3 separate regions of the Homo sapiens genome follow, and regions 1 and 2 are each linked to region 3. The links are chromatin contacts, found by Hi-C or POLR2A ChIA-PET in ENCODE. All regions are on one chromosome and are shown on one strand. The core of a region is the stretch at or near the end of the contact, and the rest is flanking DNA. Distances in the headings are between cores, read along the strand shown. Region 1 has its middle 25 kb from the start of GPR15. Region 2 holds the start of CPOX (coproporphyrinogen oxidase). Region 3 holds the start of TFG (trafficking from ER to golgi regulator).

Region 1 (3,759 bases), core at 1,096-3,595, 2.2 Mb after region 3:
TACTCCCATCATGTCCAATTTCAAGCTGCCCATGTGACTTCGCTGAACACAGAGTTAGGAAAAGATGTGCACAGTTGGCTCTTGCCAGCTGATATATGCCAACTCTAGCACATCACTGCACCAGAAATGTATTTTGACATAAGGGTTGAGAGAGATCCAGCTTCTTATTTTGTTCTTTTTTTCCAAACAGCTGAAGTGAATGCTGAAGTACATATAGGACTATAAATCTGATTAAAATAGCTATGCTTTTATTCCAACACAAATTTATGTCAATTATGTTCTTACCTAATATGTGATGTATATATATGTAAGCTTTGACTTCAAGGTAGGGTTTTTGAACACATGTACACAAGGAGGGGAACAACACACACTGGGGCCTGTCAGAGTCGGGGGAGGGAGAGCATCAGGATAAATAACTAACGTAGGCTGGGCTTAATACCTAGGTGATGGGTTGATAGATGCAGCAAACCACTGTGGCACACGTTTACCTGTGTAACAAACCTGCACATCCTGCACGTGTATCCCAGAACTTAAAATAAAATAAAATTAAATTTAAAAAAATGTTTGCAAACCACTGAGCTGAGTCTTTATCAAGACGGGAGGATGGGTGGGGAAGAGAAAGATGTGTCTCTAATTCACTTACAAAGTTGCAGTTTCTCCTTAGATCTTCAATTCTCCCACCCACATAATCCCACATATTTTAAGTACTAAATGCCCTCATCTTCTGTATTTCTGTTTGTTCAAATTTTCTTTTTTTTTCCTACCGTTAAAAACTCATCTCAGAGTAAAAAAATGAGTGGTTGTGGGGAGTAGGGGGGATTAATAGGTGGCACACAAAGGATTTTTAGGGCAGTGAAACTACTCTGTATGATACTGTAATGGTGGATGTATGTCATTACGCATTTGTCCCAATCCATAGAATATACAACACCAGGAGTGAGCCCTAATGTAAACTAACAACTTTGGGTTATTACAATGTGTCACAAAAAAACCTCATCTCATATCCTTTGTCATATTAAGGTGCAAATAACTGATGAAAAATTCAAGTGCTACAAGGAAGCTGTGTAGCTGACAGGCTAAAGCTCCAGTTCAGCTTGCAAGTGGGTGTGAGAGTCTACGGCAGCTCACAACCTTCCCATGAATCATAAGAGGATGGGAGTGGAGATGAGAGGTGAGAGGCAAAACTGAAAGAGGAGAGGATTTGATTTGAAGGCACAAGATTTGGGTTCTGGTGGTGGCTCTATCACTTCCTGGATGAGTGATCTTGAGAATTCCCTGAAACTCGTTTTTCTCACCTGAGTAACAAGCTTAAGAATAGCACATTCTATCTGTGCTTTAATGAGGATAAATTGAGATAATATATGAGGACATGCTTCACTAATTGTAGTTATACAAAAATGCTGGTTATTGGTCACAAAAAAGGCAGATGTGCTTTTGAAACATTCAGACTACGGTTTGACAATGGGGCCAGTCTGCCTGTATTCCATCATTTTTACTCTCCTTTTCTATTAACTCCATGTGTCCACTTTCTCATCCTAAAATTGGAATAAAAATATTTACTCTCCTGGTTGCTTAAAGGATTGAAATAGAAATGCATGTAAAGTAGAAAAGTATCTGTCTCTCCCCGTCTCTACTCCAGTAAGTGATCAACCAAAGTTGTTGCAATTTCCTTCCAAAATCCACAGGCAATGACATTAATCTGTGTTATGCTCAATCAAAAGGCATGCCCCAGTGACCCAGAAAAGAAGAAACCTGTGACATTCCCATTATTTCCCACAGGGCACTGATCACTTTCTACTTCTCCTAGCTCACCGTGTCCATCACTCATTCCTCAACCCTTTGGGTGGGAATGAGGCATTTGCCCCTACCAGTCTATTAAAATTGCACCTAAATTTACCTTAGAGGAAGTAAATTATAAAGAGCTCTTTGGACTGTTAAAAGTGAAGTGATGTATTTAGAAAGCGAGAGAATTTAAAAATACAGAACCATGATCAATTCTGTTTTAACTTGCAGTATATAGTTGAGAGCATGGTGTACAGGTGGGAACTGGAAAAACTGATTATTTGTTACAGTTGTTATATTTCTGAAAAAGGTGTTTATTCTTGTTTTCTTCACATCTGTTTCCAGTTGCCACTTGTCTTCTTGGGTGGAAATAACTTCTTTTCTATGAACTGGCAGAGTTTCTCTGGGTGTGGGGAGGTTCTGAACTTTGCGTGAGAGTGCTCTCCTTAGTTCAGTAATGAGATCAGTCACCAAGTCACCCCTTTGCTCTCTGGTGATGGCTGCCACCTCTTGCTTTCATGAGAAATGATAAAGCAAATGAGTCAGTGCCTAGGACCCTTCAAGAATGGCACGCGATGCTCAGCTAACCTCAAACCTTAGCTCTAGCTAAGGAGGTTTCAAAAAAAAGCCTTTGAGAAACTCTCCTTCCAGAAATACAGGCATGCATCTGGCTTCCTTCTCTTTTTCTCTATTGGCCTTTTATTTGGCGTTCTGGATTTCATTTAACTTTTTAAAAACACTGAAGTATGATTTTTAGTTTGAATAAAAAAGCAGTGATGTAGTAACCTGTGATCTTCCCCTTTAAGGTAAGATTCTGCAAAATTTTATGAAAAGACAATGTAGTTTTGCATAGTAGATGAGGGCAGAAATGTTTACTTTCCTAATTACCAGTTACCTCCTGGTCAACAAGTACAATCTGAGATCTTTTTGCTTACGTAGCGCTGTCAATTTCCTTTTTTCACCTGAGATAATCTTTTGTTTCGATAACTGTTTTCATAACCCATGCCGTGTTTTTTCCTCTGTTGTTTTTCTTTTTCTTTTTCTTTCTTTTTTTTTTTTTCAGACGGAGTTTCGCTTTTGTTGCCCAGGCTGGAGTGCAATGGCGCCATCTCGGCTCACCGCAACCTCCGCCTCCTGGGTTCAAGCGATTCCCCTGCCTCAGCCTCCCGAGTAGCTGGGGTTACAGGCATGTGCCGCCATGCCCTGCTAATTTTGTATTTTTAGTAGAGACGGGGTTTCTCCATGTTTGTCAGGCTGATCTCAAACTCTCGACCTTAGGTGATCCGCCCGCTTCAGCCTCCCAAAGTGCTGGGATTACAGGCGTGAGTCACCACGCCTGGCCCCGTTTTTCTATTTTTTAAACTACAGTAATTCTCTTTGATTTAAATATTTGTAAAGATATGTACAATAAAACTATTCTTAAATCATAGGGGAAAACAAAATATGGAGCAATAGAGCAATTCTAAATGAAATGCAAGCCTAAACTACTTTTTTAACAAGCTTTGTAAATAATCACTTGTTTGCAAAGGAGGTGGTGATTCATGTGAGAGGAGTAGAAAGAAAGATTTTGGTCCCTTTGAAATTTTATTATTGTTCTTCTAAGTACATCGTCTAGAAAGAAAGCAAACCAATAGCGTTTTGGAATTGTTTAGTCACTAATTGTATTCCATGAGCATTCTTTCTGGTTCACTGGAATTCAGTGTATAAGTCTGGGGACAAAGTGAAGCTCTGAAGTTATGAGCTTTGGACAGCAGGATGGCGAATTAAGGTGGTGGAAAAGGAAACTTTGATGTTGGAGAAACTGGTGTAGCTCAGAACGTAGAACAGAAAAAGCCAACTATTTGGCCAAAGTATCCATCTTTTAAAGAGATACAGTTTTAATCAAGTGAACAGGTAGGACTTCAGTCTGGGTGTTTATTTTTGTCTATTTATACAAATTCTTTATCACTCAGATCAAAGAGTTTGCATTAGGTAGTA
Region 2 (3,329 bases), core at 642-3,141, 2.1 Mb after region 3:
ATGCAATTTGCTCAGGATCAGCCTTTGTGACCGGGCAAATGTTCAAAACAGTCTGTTCTTACTTAGCTTTAACTAACTTTATGGGCTTTACTAACTTTATGGGTATTTTTAGCAGAATTAGAGCAATAATGAGGGGGTTTCTTACAAATAAACGTACCAGGGAGGTTCCTTTTCATTTGATGAGGTTCATTTATCATCACCAGGCCCAGCCCAACCCCATCACAGGCATCCAGTAGAGGCCATCAACCCTTCCTACAATGACAATTCTTATTTCCCTTCCTCCACTTCTAACTTGGCCTCCTGGCAGGTTGCACTATGACCAAAAGCTAATTGTTTTTCTTCCCTAAAAGTCGCTTAGTCACTTCTCAATCCAAGCCTTTACTTTTCACAGATTCTCAGTGGTGAGGCTTCGGCAAGCACACCCACCTTGCTAACATCATGTCCCAGTGAGAGCTGCCAGGTACAGTTGTGTGTGGACAAGATGCCAATTGATCTGACTCAAAAGCCATTGAAGTTCCATCAGTGCATCCTGCCACAAAGAAAACACTTGTGGGAAAAGCTACCAGTGGCTTAAATTATTATCTACTACTAGAAATTAAAATCATCCCGGAGACTTATGGGACAAATTAGCCCATGACAATAGTTCTCACACTTTTACGTCCAGGAACCATGGAGCTGTGGTATGGTTACAGGGGAGACAAAGACCTGCCTGTCAAATCTATTAGCTTCTTTCCTCATTTCTTTAAAGGGTGGGGGAAGGGAGACAGAGTAGGAGGAAGTGTGGATATTTGCCTTGCCTAGTTTGTAGCAGTTGTTGTAAGTATTAAACGTGAGCAATATTTGGGAGCACCCTACAGTAGTAGAATAACTATTTTTTAAATTCTTATTTGTTAATCACCAAAACACACCAAGTCAGGAATTTTCTACTGGTTAACCAAAACAGTCACGTTGCTTTTCCTTTTTCTAAAATAATCAAGTAGGCACTATAGAAGCAAGGCCTGGGGAAACCTTTTTTTTTTTTTTTTTTTTCTGAGACAGAGTCTCACTCTGTCACCCAGGCTGGAGTGCAGTGGTGCGATCTCGGCTCACTACAACCTCTGCCTCCCGGGTTCAAGCGATTCTCCTGCCTCAGCCTCCCGAGTAGCTGAGCCTACAGGTGCACGCCGCCACGCCCGGCTATTTTTTTGTAGTTTTAGTAGAGACAGGGTTTCACCATGTTGGCTGGTCTCGAACTCCTGACCTCATGTGATCCAACCGCCTCGGCTTTCCAAAATGCTAGCATTACAGGCTTGAGCCACCGCGCCCGGCCCCAGCCTGGGGAAATCTTAAGGACAGAACTGTGATGTGGACTCGATCACAGAAAGTCTTCTCCTCGACTCTCTTCCGAGTCCATTACTAGCTTCTCCCACTCTCTTTAGAAAACCATCCTTCAGCAAAGAGTTTCCCAGCCTGCCCATCCCCTCTAAAAACTCTAGAGGACCAGGACCCAGGGCGAAGGGCGGGTCTATACAGATCCTGAGCCAGGCTCTGTATTCGCAAATCCTGTTTGAAAATGTAAGCGGGACTGGGATCTCTGCCACATTTCCGCCCCAGTCCGCCCTCAGCCTCCCAGCCCTACTCTATCTTCTCTCCTTGGCTGAGTAAACAGCCGACCCGAGGTTGTACGTGACAAGAAAGCCTCTTTTATCTCTCCCGTCCCTTCCACAGCACCGTCCCCGCCCCACTCTCTTCCCTTCGGACCAGCCCTTCTGGGCGCGTCGGATTCTTATCTCCCGCCCCGCGCAGGGACGCCGCAGGCGGCGATAGGATCCGGACTACAGCTCCCAGCGCGCCCCAGTTCCCGCCCCCGCCTCCGGAGCCCGACGCTGCAGCGGCTCTTCTCGAAAGGTTCTTTCCGCCTGTGCAGCTCGCCGGCTCAATACTCCGGGGGTCTGGGTGGGGGGCTCAAACGCAGGGCTCTGGGACGCAGGCACTGCTCCAGGTGATAGTGCGGGAACATGGCCTTGCAGCTGGGCAGGCTGAGCTCGGGCCCCTGCTGGCTCGTGGCGCGGGGCGGCTGCGGAGGGCCCCGCGCCTGGTCCCAGTGCGGCGGCGGAGGGCTCCGAGCCTGGTCCCAGCGCAGCGCAGCCGGACGCGTCTGCCGGCCCCCTGGCCCGGCTGGCACGGAGCAGAGCCGCGGGCTGGGGCACGGCTCGACGTCGAGAGGCGGCCCCTGGGTGGGGACAGGGCTGGCCGCGGCGCTGGCGGGGTTGGTGGGGCTGGCCACCGCCGCCTTCGGGCATGTGCAGCGGGCGGAGATGTTGCCTAAGACCTCGGGGACGCGGGCCACTTCGCTGGGGAGGCCGGAGGAGGAGGAGGATGAGCTGGCCCACCGCTGCAGCAGCTTCATGGCCCCGCCTGTGACCGACCTGGGCGAGCTGCGAAGGAGGCCGGGCGACATGAAGACCAAGATGGAGCTGCTGATTCTGGAGACCCAGGCCCAGGTGTGCCAGGCTCTGGCACAGGTAGACGGGGGCGCCAACTTTTCTGTGGACCGGTGGGAGAGGAAGGAAGGTAAGGAGGCCGGCCCCTGGCGGGAGTTGGAGACAGGGAAAAAGGGTCAGGTTCCAGGTTGCAGACAGAAAATATAATAGTTCACAATATGGGATGGGGTAGGTAGGGGGTACCCACAGAGAGGCCGCTTGGTTAGAGGCCGCTGATAAAAAGATGGACACGAAAGGGTCACTAGCCCTCTGCTTGCAGGTATGGACCCGGATCAGCTGTCACTGTAGTACTGCATTTCAAAATCTTTGCAATTCCGTAGCAGCATTTTTTTGTAGAACTCTTAAGGGGTATTTGCAGCTAACAAGCTTAGATGTCCAAAGTTCGTTACTGAACATAAATTTCAATAGATTATGGAACACATTTTCTCTCCTTCTCTGGGTGAATTTGCCCTTTTTCCTCTTTAGGAGATGGAAAGAACTCATCTCCTGTGCGCTAAGTGTCGGCTAAACTCCTCCAGCCAGGATGTCATTGTGTCAGAATCTTCCCACTTCTTTTTACTGTTACACAAGATATATTTGATTCGTTTCTCAGTAGCACTACCAAATGCACGCATCAGATTTCCTGCTAGGAAAATCTTCTCTTCCAATATCAAAATACTTGAGCATCAAAACCCAGTTCTCGTAGAGGCGTACATTCATGACCATGTTGTTGCCCATACAGTGAAACCCCACATCTTGAGTGGAAACTTGAAAGATTCCTGACTTTTCCTAGCTGGAAATACAACAGCAGCTTCTCACCGGCAGATTTTGAGCTGTGATACTGACACATCTATATTAAATGAAGTT
Region 3 (3,626 bases), core at 578-3,077:
GACCAGACCGATCAACAGGGTGAAACCCTGTCTCTACTAAAAATACAAAAATGAGCCAGTTGTCGTGGCGCACGCCTGTAATCCCAGATACTCAGGAGACTGAGGCAGGAGAATCGCTTGAACCCGGGAGGCGGAGGTTGCAGTGAGCTGGGGGATCACGCCACTGCACTACAGCCTGGGCGACAGAGCCAGACTCCGTCTCAAAAAAAAAAAAAAATTGAGTCACGTATACTTTCTATCTGCCGTGTTTACCTGCAAATTCACTTTTTGTGTTTCCTATTGACTGTAAACATCTTGTGGCCAGGAACCAGTGCTTCTTTCCTAAAGCTGTCGTTTGCTCTTGCAGTCATCTCCCCAGAGTAAACACAAAAGTATCTCAAAAGTAAGTGTGCAACAAAACTTTCCCTTCAAGGGGAAATCCCAACCCAACATTACTTCACATACAGAATTCTGGTACTCATTTTCTCTTCCAAAGTAGAGACTGGTATTAACTAGTTCCTAGAACTGCCAGTAGGAGCCCTACGACAAGCTCTTCTCCCATCTTGTCCTTGCCCCGCCCCCTCTGAAGTCCAGAAATGACTCGGCTTCTAACTTGTATAATATAACCCTCTACCAGGTACACTTTTCTCAGCACTGGGAATAATCTGACACGCCCAAGGTCATATAAAAAGCCTGCCTCCTGAACCAGGTTCTAGGTTCGGCGGACAAACTTCTGGTTCTACTACCTCTAAGGGTAAGACCCTGCTCAATTTCAGAGGCTGTGGCTTAAGCACCTCCTGAGGGGAGCAGTTTCCTTCAAGAAATACTAAGCCAAGTCAACCTGTAATTATTCTAAAGAATGCCAAGAGGCCTCAAACCCTGCCTCAAAGGCAGTGCAGCAAGACGGTAAAGATTCTCACTACTAGCTATGTGATCTTAAGTCCTCCAAGGCTCACTTTCATCACATTCGAAATGAAAACAACCATATCTGAATTTGGAGGAATCCTTGTGATGATTAAATGAGACAGTGCATCCAAAATACTTACTGTAGTGTCCAGCAAAGCAAACTCTTAAAGTTAGCTAGAATCATCACTATAAACCAGGCTGGGCCTCCAGCCGGCGCTTGATTAAGCGCTGACTTAGCCAAGGAACTAGGCTCCGATTCTATGACCCCAATCAACTTATTCCCGTAGGCGCCACTCCACACCCTTCCGAGCTCCTTCGGGTATTGGGCGCCGGCCGCCCCAAACCTCCCAAAGCCCCTCTCCTCTCAATCCAAACGCTTGGAGGCAGGCTGCACCAAGGCATTAGCTGGCGCACTCCCCTCCCGGAGCCCCCCAGGCGCGCCTCCTGGCCACCGCAGCCAGGGGTTGCCTCTCTCCCCTCCCCCTCCGCGACCTCCCTTCCCCTCCCCCCATGCAAGGCCCCGCCCGCCCTCCCCCCCGGCCTCGTCCTCCCTCCCACCCCCTCCTCCCTCCCACCCCCTCCTCCCTCCAGCCCCTTCCCACAGTGCCTCCGACCCCAGCTGCCGCGCGGTTCGAACGAGGCCCTCCCAGCGCCTCCTAGTCTCCCGGCCTCCTCGGACAGAGCGCCCGCAACCCCCGTCTCCAGTGGCCATACCGGCTTGCGGAGGCCGCGGCCGCCGCCTCTCCGCAGGTCTCCGCTGAATGGGCGGACGCGAGGCCACTGGACTGGGGCGTCGCGGGGAGGCGGTGGTCACGGCCCCCTCGGTTGCCCTTCGCGACCGCCGCACCTCGCTCGCAGGCTCGCGCGGGCCCCGGCCAATCGCGCTGACCCAACAAGCCTAGCGAGAACTTGGGCTCTGTACGTGGCAGGTGGGGGAAGAACAGAGGCGGGAGCAAGAAAAAAAAAAATGTCCTTTCGCCCCTCCTTATTGCGCGTGGACATACCCAGGACGCATGCGCGACGGCGCGAGGCGCAGGGCTGGCTGGGTCCCGGCTGCCTAGGCCGAAGAGTCCCTGCTTTCTCACTGGATGACGGGATTTAGGAAGCGTGAGCTGCCCCGATGCACGCATGCGCGGGGCGTGACCACGCACTTCCGGTTTTCTCGAAAGCGGGTATTTCCGTTTCTCGCCAATGGGCGGGGCGTAGTGCGCTGTTCTAAACTTTTTGAGAGTTGGTTGCAGTAGACGTCTGTCCAACTTTAAGTGGTTTTTGTCGTTATTGTTGACCATTGTAGTAACAGCTGAAAAAGAAAAAACCTTTTCTTCTATAAATCCATTCATTCATTATTGGGAGCCTATGCTTTGCCAAGCCCGGTTCTAGGAATGGGGGTGAATCATTTTGTGAGCAAGGAGTTTCCAATTAAGCAGGGAAGACCTACAGCGTTTATGAGCAAGGAAAATCTGTAACTGTGTAAAGGACAAAAGCTGGGAAATTAAGGCTAAAGATTCCTGAGTGATTTTTAGAGGATAAGGCATTTGAGTGTGTCCTACGTACTCTTCCCTTCTCCCTTACCTGTTCAAATAGAAATACAGTATGAGTAAGTAGGAATTTATAGCCAAGGGGTGGAAGTCGGTCAGTGGATGGAAAATTACTAAGAGGAAATATCAGGGGCAAGGGAGATTCTGGCTAAACCAACACAACAGGATTCTAGACGAAGATAGGCCAGGATAGCAGACATCACCTGGGGGTGGTGGAGGATGAGGAACCCCATCAAGGGTGAGGGATTCTCACTACACTGCCTTAACAAGGTTCTTTGCTGAAACTGAGTTTTACAAGAAGATGCACAGATGGTCCTAGGAGAAGGCCCAGGAGCCCGAAGTTTGGCCAAACGGAGAATGTTTGTCACTTCTAAGGTGGAGACTAAGCTGATAAATAAAGCATTTAGACCCTACCTGGTCTCCAGTTGTTTACCAGTTATAAAAGAAAAACTTAAGCTGAATTAAATTTAAAGGAGTTTAATTGAGCAGTGAACGATTTCACGAATTGGGCAGCCCCCAGAATCACAGCAGATTAAGAGACTCCAGCAGAGCCACGTGGTGGAAGATTTATAGACAAAAAAAGGGAAATGAGGTACAGAAATTGGCAGTGAAGTACAGAAACAGCTGGATTGGTTACAGGTTGGCGTTGGCCTTATTTGAACACTTAGCAGTCTATGAGTGATTGAAGTGTGGCGGCTGGAATTGGCCAAGACTCGCTTATTGTAAGAGACGCATACTTCTAAGTTAGGTTTTCAATCTTGTCTGTTAAGCTAGGTTACAGTTCATCCACAAGGATTCAAGTATAGATGTATGGAGTCCTTCTCAGGCCATATTTAGTTTGCTTTAACACCAGATACTCCTAAAGGACCTGGAGTAAATTCTGGTGTTTCAGGGTGAGAAGCTACGTTCTTTTACAACCATAAGTAGTGTGATCTTTTTCAGTTATAAGTCTCTGAAACTTCTGTTTGAGAGTGAAATAATGTAAGTTTACACTGTTCACTTCTGATTTGTATTTTCCAACAGTTGTATTGACCTTTGAGCAATTGTTTGCAGGGATAAGGGAGTGGAGTACTGCAGAAGAAATGAAAAACAGTTCCTAATTGCTCTCCAAAGAATGTTATTCATTGCTTATTTTTTAAAACTGAATAATACAGATTTGGGGAGATGCACTGCTGTCAGATAATAGTATTATGATGTCATTAA

The links. Hi-C counts contacts between places; a loop is a spot of excess contacts on that map. ChIA-PET counts read pairs that join two places held with the same protein, here RNA polymerase II (POLR2A). Pooled maps may share reads with other maps.
Region 1: a loop to region 3 is called in a map with no recorded cell type, with 10 times the contacts of the local background. The contact joins the enhancer-like site here to the promoter of TFG in region 3. A Hi-C loop is called at or near these places in 1 of 37 single-sample maps with no recorded cell type and 2 of 50 pooled maps. POLR2A ChIA-PET finds 5 or more read pairs at or near these places in 1 of 52 experiments (T-cell).
Region 2: a map of CD8-positive, alpha-beta T cell shows a loop between it and region 3 (9-fold over the local background). The contact joins the promoter of CPOX here to the promoter of TFG in region 3. A Hi-C loop is called at or near these places in 4 of 168 maps with a recorded cell type or tissue (CD4-positive, alpha-beta T cell, CD8-positive, alpha-beta T cell and naive thymus-derived CD4-positive, alpha-beta T cell) and 11 of 50 pooled maps. POLR2A ChIA-PET finds 5 or more read pairs at or near these places in 1 of 52 experiments (T-cell).

The regions. Positions count from the first base shown.
Region 1 is chr3:98,554,942-98,558,700 of GRCh38, reverse strand. No RefSeq gene overlaps it. Among named protein-coding and RNA genes, the nearest start is that of GPR15, 25 kb to the right of the region's middle. RefSeq lists enhancers at 2,138-2,217, 2,348-2,667, 1,719-2,918. Within about 2 kb of position 2,345, at least 6 of the 41 ENCODE cell types and tissues checked have a DNase peak (open chromatin) inside an H3K27ac peak, as active enhancers do.
Region 2 is chr3:98,592,173-98,595,501 of GRCh38, reverse strand. It overlaps CPOX (coproporphyrinogen oxidase), which reads left to right and starts at 1,891. Exons shown (of 7, transcript NM_000097.7): 1 at 1,891-2,553. The coding sequence starts at 1,998. RefSeq lists an enhancer at 1,353-1,402 and a silencer at 1,903-2,352.
Region 3 is chr3:100,707,695-100,711,320 of GRCh38, reverse strand. TFG (trafficking from ER to golgi regulator) reads right to left here and starts at 1,827. Exons shown (of 8, transcript NM_006070.6): 1 at 1,600-1,827. RefSeq lists enhancers at 477-1,367, 1,368-2,259 and a silencer at 1,501-1,730.